Regions from separate parts of the Homo sapiens genome. Here region 1 is linked to region 2. Evidence: chromatin loops called from intact Hi-C (ENCODE). Cell type or tissue: Calu3. All regions are shown on one strand. Region 1 overlaps DGKB (diacylglycerol kinase beta). Region 2 overlaps DGKB (diacylglycerol kinase beta).

Region 1 (8,000 bases), 240 kb before region 2:
CAGGTTCCAGAGCCACCACAGTCATTTCTTGTCACCACCACAGCCATTTCAAGCATCCGGTTACGTGGTTCTGGTAGATATTGCCTTTTCTAATAAAGAAATAAGCAAAATCGACACAGATAAGGGACTAGTTTGCTCCAGAGTCTCTATTCCATGCATTTTGTGTAGCACATATGGTTCTGGACTAGAAAGCATTACACTTTGCAGAGAATCTCAGTTTCTCCACCAAGGCTCAAAATTCCCATGCTACTTAAAATAAGTCTCCTTAAGTTCCCCATTCACTGCATTTCTAACCATCTCCATTGTATCGTTCTCTGTATGACAGAACATGAAGTTTTTACTCCTTTTATCTGTTCTGAAATTTATCTGTAATTTTTCGAACACTTTCTCTCAGAGCTACAGTTTTTCATCTATCACAGGAGTAGTAAACTTTCTTTGTAAAGGCCCAGATAGTAAATAATTTAGGCTATATGGATCATATGGTCTCTGTCACAACTCAGCTCTGCCCTTGTAGTTCAAATGCAGCCAAAGATAGCAGAAAAACAAGTGACCTTGGTTGTGTTCCACAAAACATTCCTTTTATAAAGTAAGCAGAGGGCCAGAACTGGCATATGGGCCATAGTTTGCTGACCCCTGATCTGTCTTATTACTTATCAGTGGGAAGTATGTATATCTTGCTTTGTCTTTTTTGAAGGGAGTACAATTAAGGGTTTTCTTGGAAGTGTTTCATTAATATTATTTTTGTATTATATCTTATTGATATATCATAGTTACACACATTGCAGATACATGTGCTATTTTGAGACATGTATATAATGTGTAATGATCAAGTCAGCCTAATTGGAATATCCATCACCTCAAACATTCAACTTTTCTAGTGTTAGAACATTACACTTCTTCTCTTCTACCTGTTTTGAAATATACCACACATTATTGTTAACTATACTTTTCCTACTGTAGTATTGAATACTACAACTTATTCCATCTATCTAAGTATATTTTTGTACCCATTGATCCACTTCTAATTTGAAAATACTTCCCTATTTTAAAAAATCACTTAATTCTATGGTATTTCCTGTATGTCTCTAGCAGACCTATGTTCTTTTATTGACTAGGATTTTGACTGCAAACACATTTTAAGGCAATTATTTAGTAGCCTATGTTTTTACAAACATTCATGTTCAATAGTTGCAGTAACTCTGTGAGATTGTCTTAAGAAAACCATTCCAATTTACAAAGGTAGCTTCCACGTTCAGGAATTATAATATGGCTTTTAAATCTAAATTTTGTGCTCTTGTGATTATGTGACACGATCTTTGCATTATATAGAAATCATATATGATTGCTATCAGATGCACGTTAACTTTTAAATAATAAAGCTTTCAATGAACTTTCAACTCCATTTTTCACTTTCTAAGAATCACCTAATATTTCTGACACATCTTTGTAAATCCCAGAGAGTTACTGGACCCCTGCATTATAGCATCAATATCCTGCATACACTTGAGTCACATGATAGTTTTGATAGTAAATTCTGATGGGAATAAAAACAAAAGAAATGGTATTACTCTAGCTAACATGACATGTATTATTCAATTTAATTTAATAGTATAACAATCCTGAGAACTAAGAATCACTATTCTACTCTCATAGGTGATGAAATGGATGCTACTAAATTCTAAATAATTTACCCTAGGCTTCAGAACTGGTAAGAGGCAGAAGTAGAATTCAGACACAGATAGAACCGAAGGTTTGTCTTTTTCATATGACATCAGAAGTGTCTCCTGGTTATCTATGGAACCCAATATCACGTTTGAACTTCCCAACCATCAATATACTTTTTAATTTTCTATAAACTCTGTTTAGAATTCTCTGTATTTCTTTATGACAACCAGGAAAACTTGCTTATACCATTTGAGCAGTGAAGTTAAAAATCACAGACATAACTTCAATATGAATTTTATTACTGGTTATCTGCTAGAGAGCTTGGAACATTCTGAATGGAATTAAAATGCATTTCATTGGTGTGGAATCATGAACATTTGTTAAAATTGTTTTGTAAAAAACTCCCTAGGTTTTCACAGCTGTAGAAATGCTCCCTCAAAGAAATAAGTGCAGAATGAATAAAAACAGATGTGGCATTTTTGCATATTATCAACAAAAATCTCTTTTTATTTTATCTTGTCAATGTCTTACCATAACATTATTTATGCCATTATTCTGTTCACAACAAGTGCAAAGAAATTACATGACATTTCCAGTACATATACTGGTCTTCAGTAGGGTTTTCTGGTTACTTATATTTCTCTAGAGAGTACCTTTGCACAGGAAGTAATTTTCTATGTTTTCTAACTAAAACCCAACCTTTCTGGCTGTGCACTCTGAGAAACAGCAAACATTCTCCACTCTATTAAAAGTAATTGAGTCGGAACATTTAAAGGTATTTTAAATGAATGTGCACTGAACATTCTTCAACTTGGTTCAGGAAATAGATATAAGAAAGTTTTTAATACCCTGAAATTTTTAAGAAGAGGAAATTACCTTTGGTTATTTAAAGCTAGAAAAGATTGGGTTTAAGAACTTTAAGACAACGGGCTAAAATCAACTCCAAGGCAATGAAAGCGTCTTCCTTTAAAAAGTCACTAGTGTTTTGTGTTTATAAATTTGTGCCTTCACTGTTGAATTTGTGCCTTCACTATTTAAAATGTATACACCGTATACAGGTTTAGCATTTCTAATCCAAAAATCCAAAATCCGAAATGTTACAAAATCTAAAATTTTTGAGGGCCAACGGGATGCCACATGTGGAAAATTCAACACGTAAGTACTTAACTCAAACTCTGTTCCATGCACAATATTATTAAGAATATTGCATGAAATTATTTTCAGGTTATGTGTATAAGGTATATATGAAACATAAGTGAGTTTTGTGTTTTGTGATAGACTTGGGTCATATCACCAAAATACCTCATTATGTATATGGAAATATCCCAAAATATAAAAAAGTCTGAAATCTGAAATAGTTAGGATCCCAAGCATTTCACATAAGAGCTGCTGAACCTGTAGTACTCTTTTAGGCACTCAGATGTAGAGTGAAGTTAATTCTGTATAATATAAGCTAAAAAACATAATCATTGGCAGTACCTAGTGGTAACTCAAGCTTTCAACATCATTAGAATTTGAGGATGTTAATATACCTGCACAAAACAATCCTATGTGACTTTTCAAAGATGAAATTGCACTCAGTGTGGTCAAATGAAGAAATTAAATCATGCTATGAATAAGTGATGTTTTATTAGGTAGATGTTCTAGCAAAACCTAATGCTTTACCTGAGAAGTTAATCACTTCTTACATTATTTTTCCAATTGTTTGTCTTCCCAAGAGTTGTGCTAACTTAATATTAATTTGATATATTAGCTGTATTCACTTAAAAGTTTACACAAAAATATTTTACCATTTGTAATTGTTTCAAGTTTATATAAAGAATTAAATATATTTTAACAAGCATCTACATAATTGACATGATTTTTTTCTAACCTGAAAACCTAATTATCACCTTCTTATAGAGGACAAGGAACAGCTTTGCAGGCAAATTAATGTATCCTATCAGTGGGACAGTTTGTCACTTGCTTAAATAATCATCATCTTTGTTATAAGCTTTACAGAATGAAGAAAAGAGATAGGACCCCTCTCATACTATTACACATTAAAATTAACTTCCCACAGGTTTTTCAACAGTTTCCTACACTTTCACTGTGCTGAATCATAAAGTAGAAATGACAGCATTAACTGCTTTTCAAGAGATAAGAAGCAAATATATTTCATATCAGCTTTGTCAAATAAAGTCTTCAGTCACCACACAGATACATCATATATTTAATTGTACACAAGTTAAAAAGTATGCCGCATGTTAAAATAATATGATATCATAGTGCACTAGTAAAGAGGGTATGTAAAAAGGACTGCGTTATTAACAATTAGTTGATATTATTAAGTAATTACCTAAAATGGACACCTGCCATTAATTTCTGTACAATAAAGAGCTGGCACATGCTAAAACTGGTTTCCTTATTTTCTTATCTAACTGGGTAAAGTTATTAAAATTACGGTAATAAAGGCACCTAAAATACACAAGATTTGTTAAAATGCTCTTAAAGTAAATATAGTATTGCTTGCATTTTGGAAACTTTAAAAAATAATATTCTTGCTATTAATTGCTATATTAAAGCTATTATTTCTAAACTGAATTACTTATAAATAAAAAAGATTTTTTTAAAGACTGATCTCAGTTCCAACTAGCAAATTATTTCAGACATTTTGCATTTATTTAATTTCCAATGCTGCAATTAAGAAAGAACATCAACACTTTGACTTTTAGTTGGTCTGAAGCAAAGTCCCTTCCACGTGAGATTAAAACTTGTCTTGTTCATCAAATGGGATCAAAAGCTCCTTAATTAGTAGGCTGGACTAAGGTACACAGATGCCCTTTGACCTCCTATGACAGATTGCTAACATTTTAGCATTTACAACAGACTCTCAAGTATGCCGGCTGACATTCAAATATAACTCAAATTACACTTGGTTAAAAGAATTGTATACATCTACATGAGAAGGACTACTGGTGTAAAAAATCTAAGTCCCGGCAACGCAACACAAATCAAAACAATGACTTTGCCAGTATGCTTAATAGGGAAGGACTCATCCAGTGTTCTCTGGATTGCGGGAAGTGCGGCAAGGCTGAGTGCATGTGGGCTAGCGCCCTCTGCTGGTTAGATTCTTCAACGTCTTTAAATCAAGAATCTTCAAGCCTTGATTAAAAAAAACGATGCTCTAAAGATTCTTTCTCTTTCTGGAATTAGGAATCTATGGGAAGCCTTCTAAAAATTTAAATTTTAATTCGATTTCAGGTATTCTAACCACCTGAATATTTATGTGAGGATCACAATAAAATTAGATCCCCAAATTTCTTTTAAAATTTAAATTAAAAATTTAATAAATTCTTATGACTACATAATAAGTGAACCATCTGATAAAATAGTGTAACAATAAATAAAATAAGTTAAATAATTTAAATTTAAATAAATTCTGAATAAATACCTCTGATAAAACTAATCGTTAATAATATAGTGTGCCCAGCGGTGGCTGGCAAGATGGCTGAGTAGGAACAGCTCCTGTCTGCAGCTCCCAGCGAAATCAATGCAGAAGGTGGGTGATTTCTGCATTTCCAACTGAGGCACCCAGCTCCTCTCATTTGGACTGGTTAGACAGTGGGTGCAGCCCACAGAGGGTGAGCCGAAGCAGGGTAGGGCGTTGCCTCACCCAGGAAGCACAAGGGGTCAGAGAACTCCCTCCCATAGCCAAGGGAAGCCCTGAGGGACTGTGCCATGAGGGATGGTGCATCCCGGCCCAGATACTAAGCTTTTCCCACAGTCTTTGCAACCTGCACACCAGGATATTCACTCCAGTGCCTACACCACCAGGGCCATGGGTTTCAAGTACAAAATTGGGCTGCCATTTGTTTGGGCAGACAACGAGCTAGCTGCAGGATTTGTTTTCATACCCTGGTGGCGCCTGGAATACCAGCAAGACAGAACCGTTCACTCTCCTGGAAAGGGAGCTGAAGCCAGGGAGCCAAGTGGTTTAGCTCAGGGGATCCCATCCCCACAGAGCCCAGCAAGCTAAGATCCACTGGCTTGAAATTCTCGCTGTCAGCACAGCAGTCTGAAGTCAACCTGGGATGCTCCAGCTTGGTGGGGGGAGGGGCGTCCGCCATTACTGAAGCTTGAGTAGGCGGTTTTACCCTCACAGTGTAAACAAAGCCACTGGGAAGTTCAAACTGGACAGAGCCCACCGCAGCTTGGCAAAGCCGCTGTAGCCAGACTGCCTCTCTCAATTCCTCCTCTCTGGGCAAGGCATCTCTGAAAGAAAGGCAGCAGCCCTAGTCAGAGGCTTGTAGATAAAACTCCAATCTCCCTGGAGCAGAGCACCCGGGGGAAGGGGTAGCTGTGGGTGCAGCTTCAGCAACTTAAACCTTCCTGCTTGCTGGCTCTGAAGAGCATGTTCTAACCCAATGCAAGGAAGCAAAGAACCTTGAAAAAAGGTTAGATGAATTGCTAACTAAAATAACCAGTTTAGAGAAGAACATAAATGACCTGATGGAGCTGAAAAACACAGCACAAGAACTTCGTGAAGCATACGCAAGTATCAGTAGTTGAACTGATCAAGTGGAAGAAAGGATATCAGAGACTGAAGATCAACTTAACAAAAGAAAGCATGAAGACAAGATTAGAGAAAAAAGAATGAAAAGGAATGAACAAAGCCTCCAAGAAATGCGGGACTATGTAAAAAGACCAAACCTACGTTTGAATGGTGTACATGAAAGTGACAGGGAGACCAAGTTGAAAAACACTCTTCAGGATATTATCCAGAAGAACTTCACCAACCTAGCAAGACAGGCCAACATTCAAATTCAGGAAATACGGAGAACACCACAAAGATACTCGTTGAGAAGAGCAACCCCAAGACACATAATCTTCAGATTCACCAAGGTTGAAATGAAGGAAAAAATGTTAAGGGCAGCCAGAGAGACAGGTGAGGTTACCCACAAAGGGAACCCTATCAGACTAACAGCAGATCTCTCTGCAGAAACCCTACAAGCCAGAAGAGAGAGGGGGGCCAATAATCAACATTCTTAAAGAAATGAATTTTCAACCCAGAATTCCATATCCAGGCAAACTAAGCTTCGTAAGGGAAGGAGAAATAAAATACTTTACAGGCAAGCAAATGCTGAGAGATTTTGTCACCACCAGGCCTGCCTTATAAGAGCTCCTGAAGAAAGCACTAAATATGGAAAGGAAAAACTGGTACCAGCCAATGCAAAAGCATACCAAATTGTAAAGACCATCAATGCTATGAAGAAACTGCATCAACTAACAGGCAAAATATCAAGCTAGCATTATCATGACAGGATCAAATTCACACATAACAATATTAACCTTAAATGTAAATGGGGGAAATGCCCTAATCAAAAGACACAGGCTGGCAAATTGGATAAAGAGTCAAGACCCATTGGTGTGCTGTATTCAGGAGACCCACCTCACATGCAAAGACACACATAGGCTCAAAATAAAGGGATGGAGGAAGATTTACCAAGCAAATGGAAAGCAAAGAAAAAAAAAACCAGGGATTGCAATCCTAGTCTCTGATAAAACAGACTTTAAATCAACAAAGATAAAAAAAGACAAAGAAGGGCATGACATAATGGTAAAGGAATCAATCCACCAAGAAGAGCTAACTCTCCTAAATATATATGCATCCAATACAGGGGGACGCAGATTCATAAAGCAAGCTCTTAGAGACCTACAAAGAGACTTAGACTCCCACACAATAATAATGGGAGACTTGAACACCCCACTGTCAATATCAGACAGATCAACAAGACAGGAAATTAACAAGAGTATTCAGGACTTGAACTCAGCTCCAGACCAAGTGGACCTAATAGACATCTACAGAATTCTCCACCCCAAATCAACAGAAATACATTCTTCTCAGCACCACATCACACTTATTCTAAAACTGACCACATAATTGGAAGTAAAACATTCCTCAGCACATGCAAAAGAACGGAAATCATAACAGTCTCTCAGACCACAGTGCAATCAAATTAAAACTCATGATTAAGAAACTCACCCAAAACTACACAACTACAGGGAAATTGAACAACCAGATCCTGAATGAGTACGGGGTAAAAAAGCAAATTAAGGCAGAAATAAATAATTTCTTTGAAATCAATTAGAACAAAGACACAATGTACCAGAATTTCTGGGACTCAGCTAAAGCATTGTTTACAGGGAAACTTATAGCACTGAATGCCCACAGGAAAGAGCAGGAAAGGTCTAAAATCAACACCCTAACATCACAATTAAAAGCACTGGAGCAGCAAGAGCAAACACATTCAAAAGCTAGCAGAAGACAAGAAATAGCTAAGATGAGAGCAGAA
Region 2 (8,000 bases):
AAAAATAAGCAGGGCATCCAGAAAGGCTTGATTCCTAGCCTACTATGAAAATGTGAATAAGCCATTTCACCTTTCTTCCTATTTCTTCCTATTTTCCTCTCGAATGAAAGGAAAATACCCACTTCCCTTTTCCAGGCCGTGGTGTGAGGTTTCATTATACAACACCTGTGAAGTTAATTTGGTTTCTCAGAAGACGGGTGTTATATAAACAGCAAATATTATCACCCTCATTGGGTTGTGTTGTGTAACATCCCAATTTTTCAGTCAAAATAATTGAGAAAGATACCTAAAATTTCACTTTATTTCATTAAAATGTGCTCTTTTTTCATCACCAGACATAACACTGTGTATTGTAATGAAGCTGTTCAGGTCCGTGTTTATGACAGATAAATGCTTAATGAATCCTAGGCTACTCCATGCTGAGAAGGAACTTTACATTTTCCCCAACTCTTAGTTGCCTACAAGGCAAAGGGATGTTTCAAAGGAAATAATGCTCTTCAGAACTTTTAAAACCTATTATCCTAGTGATTCTAAAGTTTTAGTTTTTCCATAAATAAAAATCATTATCCTAGTGATTCTAAAGTTTTAGTTTTTCCATAAATAAAAATCTTTATCCTAGTGATTCTAAAGTTTTAGTTTTTCCATAAATACTTCCAAGATCACATAAAATGTTCAAGTGAACTAGGGCTACTATAAATAATTTTTTTTCAGAAGACCTCAAGGAGAAATTTCATTGATGTCCTAACCCACATGCTTCTCTCCCCACACCTAGTTATGTTTCAACTGACTTAACTTATATAGAGAGAGAGAGGAGCTAATGTTACAAATAATTACTTCCAACTCATTAAATAACAAAGAACATTAAATTACCTTACTTTTTGTCCAAGGTCTCCAAAAAAAAAATTATGACAATGTGACAGAAACTCCTCTTATTTTTTTTTTTTTTTTTTTTTTTTTGAGAGGAGTCTCGCTCTGTCGCCCAGGCTGGAGGGCAGTGGCGCGATCTCGGCTCACTGCAAGCTCCGCCTCCCGGGTTCGTGCCATTCTCCTGCCTTCACCCACTGCGCCCGGCTAATTTTTTGTATTTTTAGTAGAGACGGGGTTTCACCGTGTTAGCCAGGATGGTATCACCTGACCTCGTGATCCGCCCGCCTCGGCCTCCCAAAGTGCTGGGATTACAGGCGTGAGCCACCGCGCCCGGCCGAAACTTCTCTTTTAGACAAAAAGATGAGCTCTATTAGGCCTGGGCAAAGAGAATGCAGAGAAAAGTTTTAAAATTCTGAGTGGAGCTGTCATCAACTGTTCATCTCCAGACCACACATTGTAAGGTCACCTGTCATTCCTGAGGCTCAAATGCAAAATCAACAGCAGGTTACACCACGTAGTCATTTTTCTTAAATGACACAATCTGGAATCTCAAGAATTTTTGCATTCATCTAGTTTTGTAACTGCTTTCTACATTGAGCAAAGTATAGACAGCAGAACAAAAACTCTTAACCAAATTAAAAACTTTTAAAAATCGATGTGCTGAACATCAGCTCCCAAAATATAATACATAGTCTTCTATTCTCCATCACTCAGGAATTTCATCAGAGAACACACTGCATATTACTTTACTGAGAGTCAAGAAAAAAATGTGTCTTAAACAATCTCAGTCAAAGGCAAAGTTTAAATGACCTATAAGAATTGAAGACCAGGATTTTTGGCACACATATAGTGAGACCAAAGTATAAACCATCCAGAAACCATGCAGGCTAGATGTGGGTACAACAATCCACAATAACAAGTTAAGGTATCGCTATTTCAAGCTAGTCTACTGCTTAAATGTACATTTCTCTTTTCCCTATAATATAAATTCAGGAATTTTCCTTGAAAAAATTAAATGACGATCCAAAGTTAGAGATTTCAGAAATTGAAGCCTTATTAATTATCTTGTTCATGCAGGAAAAGGAAATGTTCAAACTGAAAGAGTATTAGGAAACACTAACTTCTCTTCTTGGCTAACTTCTCGTTTTTCCGGAGACAGCAACTGCCTGGTATAAAAATGACCTAGTTAGTTAATAACAGAGCTAAGGTCTGTTATCTGATCAATTTGATGACGTTCACTGCTCCTATGCTTTCTGTCTATTAGTCCTCATGTCTTGCTGTGGTTGTCCGATTGTGCCAAGTAAAAGGTATTAGATTCCTTTCTTCCAAATGAATTAAAATAAATTAAAACTTTTTCTGTTTTTTAATCTGAGAAATGAGTGATAGAACAGATCAGCGGTTGGCAAACTATGGCACTGAGTCAAACCTGGCCAGCAACCTGTTTTTGCACATGCAGTTTTATTAAAACATAGCTTTTGTGGTTCATTTACATAATTTCTGCGATTGCATTTGTGCTGGAACAGCAGAGTTTAGCAGTTAAGGCGGAGACCTTATGGCCCCATAGCCAAAATTACTTAATATCTCTCCCTCTGCAGACAGTTTCCAATCACTGGAACAGAGTTTACCTCTATATAAAGTTATTCAACAAAAAAAGTGTTTTAATTACATTGGATTTTTTTAAAAAACAATTCTCCAATGAGATGAATTCTGAAGGAAGAATGAATAAGTCTCAGGTATAAATTTTCATTGTGGTAATCAGAATCACAAAGCCATCCAAATTCTCAATTTTCCTTCAAATCTAAGAGACACTAACACTCTATACCATTTCTGACCCATTCATCTTGTATTTTGTAAAGTTTGTAGAGCCTCTTGTAAGAGAAAAGATATGGCTCTTGCTCTCTGCTATTTGGTATAGAATCTGGTCCCCATCAACTCCATTTCTGATTTTGGTACCAAAATAGATATTCTTTAAAATAGACTAGTTTTTAAACTGCTGTTGCTGGAGAAAAATAAATTGCATTGAAATCGTAAATGTTGTGCCTTACATTAGAAGTGAAGATTACTCTCCCAGGACTACTTCCTTTTCTGTGTAATTTGACTAGGACACCACAGTCACTTTCAAATACACTGTGGTATTTTACATGCACCATCAATTAGAACCTACTCCCCGAGCTCATAATTGACAATAGACAATAACATATAGGACAACCTAACAAGACAAGCTTCACAACAAATGGCCAACTTCAAACTGCAGTATCTAGATTTTCAATTAAATAAGCAAAGGTGAGGGGATAGATTCATGGATCAAATTCTCTACAGGTAATAATGTAACACATTAACTGCCTACAGAAAGGAAATAAATCTCAATTGCTAAAAAAGGTTCTCATCACTCAGTTGTCTTGGTGTCATTCTTGCTTTTTAAAACAATTACCATGCCTTAGAATTCAACAGCTCTTTCTAACAAATAGATGCTGTATTTTGTGATCATTACACATGATTATATGGCTTATACATTTTATTAAAAGACAGCTTAAAATGTAGGTGGCTTACTTTTTTCACAAAAATGAAAGAAAAGGGAAATTTCTTCTTTTAAAGTTGTTCTTTACAGAGATGGGGTGGGGGGCGGAATTTAGTCTCAGATTTAAGGTGGTCTCTTGAGATTAAATAAGGTGCCTCTGCCATCTAGCGGCCGTCACTGGTAACACAACTCTGGAACACAGCTCTGATAGCTATAATAAAACCTTAGATTTCTCCTATTTAGCTCCAGACACTCCCTTTTACTAAAAACATAAAAAATAAGTTTACAAATACTATTAAAAAGTAAATTATGTACAGTTAATAGAGTGCACATTAAATGCATAGAATTGCCTTACAATTGAAATAATACTACACTAGAAACTAATGAGGTATTATATTGGTTTAAAATACTTTGAGTTAAATCATATAGATTTGTGGACTCTATTACCTGTGATAATTTTTATAACTTCACAAATATCTATATTTATAAATTAAATAATAAATAATATATCAGCAGTAGTTTCCAAAAAAAATCATCATTTCAAAAAATCTCTTGTGACATTTAAAATACGGGCAACTGACTGTCCCTTTCTGCACTTTTCTATCTCACCCTCGACTACCAGATGATTTACTTGCTCATTCCTGCATCTTCCCTCCTTCTCTCATCCTAGAATTTACATAGATGCTTAGAATATACAAAGTTTAGCTTTACAAACATAAAATGTCCTTCTCGGGAATCATTATTATTGGAATTTCCTGACTAAAGTTATCTGACAATTTTTCAGGATAAAGTATACATTAAACCTTAAAATGTCAACATTTTGTCAATTTTTCTTTTGTTTTCTCCCAGTAGTCTGATTTACATAATGGTTTTTGTCATAAGGTACATGAACAATTAAATAAATATTGATAATATAGAGCTAAATATGGTATTATAAAAAAATACTCAGTTATGTGTAGTATAAGAAATTCAGGTACAAGAAAATACTATTTCACAAAATTTTTAAGTGTAGAACTACATACTTATTAACAATAATATATATATTATATTTTGTTTAAATAAATTAGTTTAAGGGTAACTTTCCATATATCACTTATTAGTATTTTATTGTTTTCCATCCTCTGACCATGTCTTGGATCCCATGGGCCTCATGAAAGGTAAGCTTCAACTGAGTTTAGAAGAAATTTGAAGACCCAGGTAAAAAAGAAAACAAATAGTAATCTCTTGAAACCTATTATTTTTTCCTAAACTTATACATATTCCTTAACCCTCAGCTCATTTGTATATTCCTAAAGCCCATTTATATATTCCTAAACCCATATGTGCCAACATATTTTTATATATACTCATATGTTTCACAAACACAGACAGTAAGTTATCTTGAGAAATGACTTTTAAAAATTTGGTGTCTTGAATAACTATGATATAGTCTTGAATCTGTAAAAATATTTCAGCTGGTAATAAGAAGTATGAAGAGTTTTGGGTTTGGCAGCAAAGTGGTGAATACTATGGTCTTACACCTTAAAACTCTAAATATTACAATTTCATTGTTCTTTCCACCCCTAATGTTCTTTGAAATTAAGTAGACATGTTATTCTATACATAGTATATCTAATTATTGCATAACTATTAATGCTGAATTTAAAAATCTGGCATACACTATAGATTTCATCAGATTTTTAGAATAAAAATAACTGAAATCTGCTTCAAGTCTGGGTCAGCAAGATTTGCTTTCAAAGTCATTATTATATTACATTCTCATCTTAGGTTGATTTATTTTATTCCTTCACAATGGTATTTAATTGCAACTAGAGGAACTACTCCAAGAAAACTTTTGACAGGCGATAGAATAAGAACCTGGCTCCTGCTGATACAGGAAAAACTTACGTTTATTTAAGTTGGTGCAAAAGTCATTGCGTTTTCTGCCATTAAAGGTAATGGCAGAAAACGCAATGACTTTTGGCACCACTAATCTTTAAACCACTGGAGATATTTAACTGCCTCCTCCAAGTATCAGTTTTCAATAAAATAGATTACCTTTATAGGTAGGAGGAACATTGAAATAATGAAGCACCAAAAGAACTGCAAAATACAATAATACTGGAGAGCCTCTTGCTTTAGATAATATGAGGAGGTCAGTAACTTAAAAACACTAGATTGCACCTTCAACAGAGGAAAACAAAAGAGAGAGAATATATTTTTAATCCTGAAGTAATACCTGGAGTGAATCAATATGTGTGTGGCAAGTATTACTACACAAGGAGTTACTGTCAAATTGCACCGTGGCATACTTATTAAAAGTTCCAGGCACTCACTGCATGCTTAATGGTAGAAAATGGTCACATCAATCTGTAATCAAAATGTGTAATAGAGAGCCCCACTGACTCACCACCAGGCCACCCTCCTCTGTGGAAATGCTTACATTTTCTAAGCCCAGGAGCACAAGAAGTGGAATCGTTGTCATTCCTCCTTGAATCCATTCCTCCAGAGACACGGTTCCATCATGATCATAGTCAATTTCTTCCATCATTTCATGGAGGATCTGGAGTAGAGGAGATAAGGGAAAATTGGTGGTCAACCAATAAAATAAATTTCATAGGCTACAACATATGAAATTGTGACTAACAGCTAAGTGGAGAGTTGGGATAACTGTCTTGCTAACTCAGTACAACATTAATTCTATTACTGATGAAGAGCGACTTTGTTAGCATTTCTAAACCTGGCCACTTAACACTGATCACTTTTTAGAAATAAGTGCTTAACTTTTCAATATTTTTCCCATGAACAGCACAGCTAAAACAAGAAGAATCTTTAATAAGTGTGAAAGTGGTCTTTAATTACTTTCTTCATATTATTTTTTAGATTCATATATATGCCAGAAAATGTCTGAACAAATTAACTTCATGGCAAAGAGCTCATATAATTCTTTGCTAAGTAGTAAGGGGCGAAGGAATTTAGTTGCTTTTAATTGCCTATCAGAATTTAATAGAGTCGAGAAGTTAAAGGATCAAATCAAGTTTAATTAAACTTCGTTTCTAAAGATGACTTGCACGTAATGTCTTAAAATGTTCTCTGCAGTGTTTGTTTGCAATACATTTACCTCTCTGTGGTATGGTGGCAATATCAGTACTTACCTAGAAGGGCTGTTGTGAGGATTAAATAAGCTAACGTATTATAAGCAGACGAGCCCCTGGCATACAGAGTCAGAGTCATATAGTGTTGTTTGTGCTATTATTAATGGAAATTATATATAAGTTCCAAACATATTACCCTTGGTTGCTGGGAAAGCAAAGTACTTCCCATCTAATGGCGTCAAGATGGCAAACATGGTAAGAATTCTAATGAAGAAAGGAACTCACGTCTTTATATAATACAAAAATGTTAATCAATTTGGAAAAAAGAGAAATGCAGAGAGCATTGGAACAGAGATTGGAAAAGATGCAATGCATGAAATATTTGATTTGTTGGTAGAAGTATTGTCTGCCTAGACACTCTTGTGCTTGGTGTCTTCACTCAGGAAGTATTGTATTTGAAAATTAGATTATTTTTCTCCTCTTGCCTCTCAAGAGCTTGCTGATGAATTAGTAGAAATGTATCAATCATAAGAGAAATAAAACAATGACATTTGTTTCAGATGGGTGATGCTTTCCTTTTTGTACCTAATAAATCTCATGTTAAAGCCATCCTCTGACCGTGTCTCAAATCCCATGGGCCTCATAAAAAAATAAGATTGAACTGAGTGTAGAGCCTGAGTTAATTTGATAAAAACTTCTAGGGACGCTCCAGTCTTCCCTACTACTATTGTAATCAACCTCAAATGTTCATTTCTCTCTCTCTCTCTCTTTTTTTTTTTTTTTTTTTTTTTGAGATGGAGTCTCACTCTGTCGCCCAGGCTGGAGTGCTGTGGCGCAATCTGGGCTCATAGCAAGCTCCGCCTCCTGGGTTCACGCCATTCTCCTGCCTCAGCCTCCCGAGTAGCTGGGACTACAGGCGTCCGCCACTACGCCCGGCTGATTTTTTTTGTGTGTGTATTTTTAGTAGACACAGGGTTTCACCATGTTAGCCAGGTTGGCCTCAATCTCCTGACCTCATGATCCACCTGCCTCGGCCTCCCAAAGTGCTCGGATTACAGGCTTGAGCCACCGAGCCCGGCCCATTTCTCTTTATTTATATATGCAAACCTATGAGAAGCCTGCTGATGTGTACATTTGTTTACAATGAGAACTACTGAAGCCTTAGGCAAGATGACAAGGCAGTTCCCATGACAGCAGACATAATGTACAACTTTGTACCATTTCAGCTCCCTGGAATAGTAGCAGACTTATCAGTAACACACATGTCAAATAATGCTATAGTTTATTACTTGTATTCTCCATTCAATAATCTGACAAATACACTAGGTATTTGTTGTAGAAAGACTACTCAGCCACCAGCTTTCCCCTTCCTCCTAGCATCCTGATGTCCTTTTTCTCAAATCTACAAACACACCCCCCAACACACACACCAAAAATGCTTTTGTTGAGAAGTGTTAGTGCCCGCTGTTTAGAAACCTGAATGGAGGCCGGGCGCGGTGGCTCACGCCTGTAATCCCAGCACTTTGGGAGGCCGAGGCGGG

Evidence for each region. Hi-C counts contacts between places; a loop is a spot of excess contacts. Peaks named below come from ENCODE experiments on the same cell type or tissue, not always from the same donor. Only the 100,000 strongest peaks of a DNase experiment are listed, where the experiment ranks them.
Region 1: it touches region 2 in a loop (3-fold over the local background); 8 of 110 quality-filtered maps call a loop at or near these places.

The regions. Positions count from the first base shown.
Region 1 is chr7:14,453,260-14,461,259 of GRCh38, forward strand. All of the region lies in intron 21 of DGKB (diacylglycerol kinase beta), which reads right to left. Among named protein-coding and RNA genes, the nearest start is that of DGKB, 450 kb to the right of the region's middle. In Calu3, a CTCF peak has its summit at 4,741 (motif pointing left); a DNase peak (open chromatin) is centred at 4,742.
Region 2 is chr7:14,688,268-14,696,267 of GRCh38, forward strand. DGKB (diacylglycerol kinase beta) reads right to left here. Exons shown (of 26, transcript NM_001350709.2): 9 at 5,808-5,927. Among named protein-coding and RNA genes, the nearest start is that of DGKB, 210 kb to the right of the region's middle. In Calu3, a CTCF peak has its summit at 3,537 (motif pointing left); a DNase peak (open chromatin) is centred at 3,534.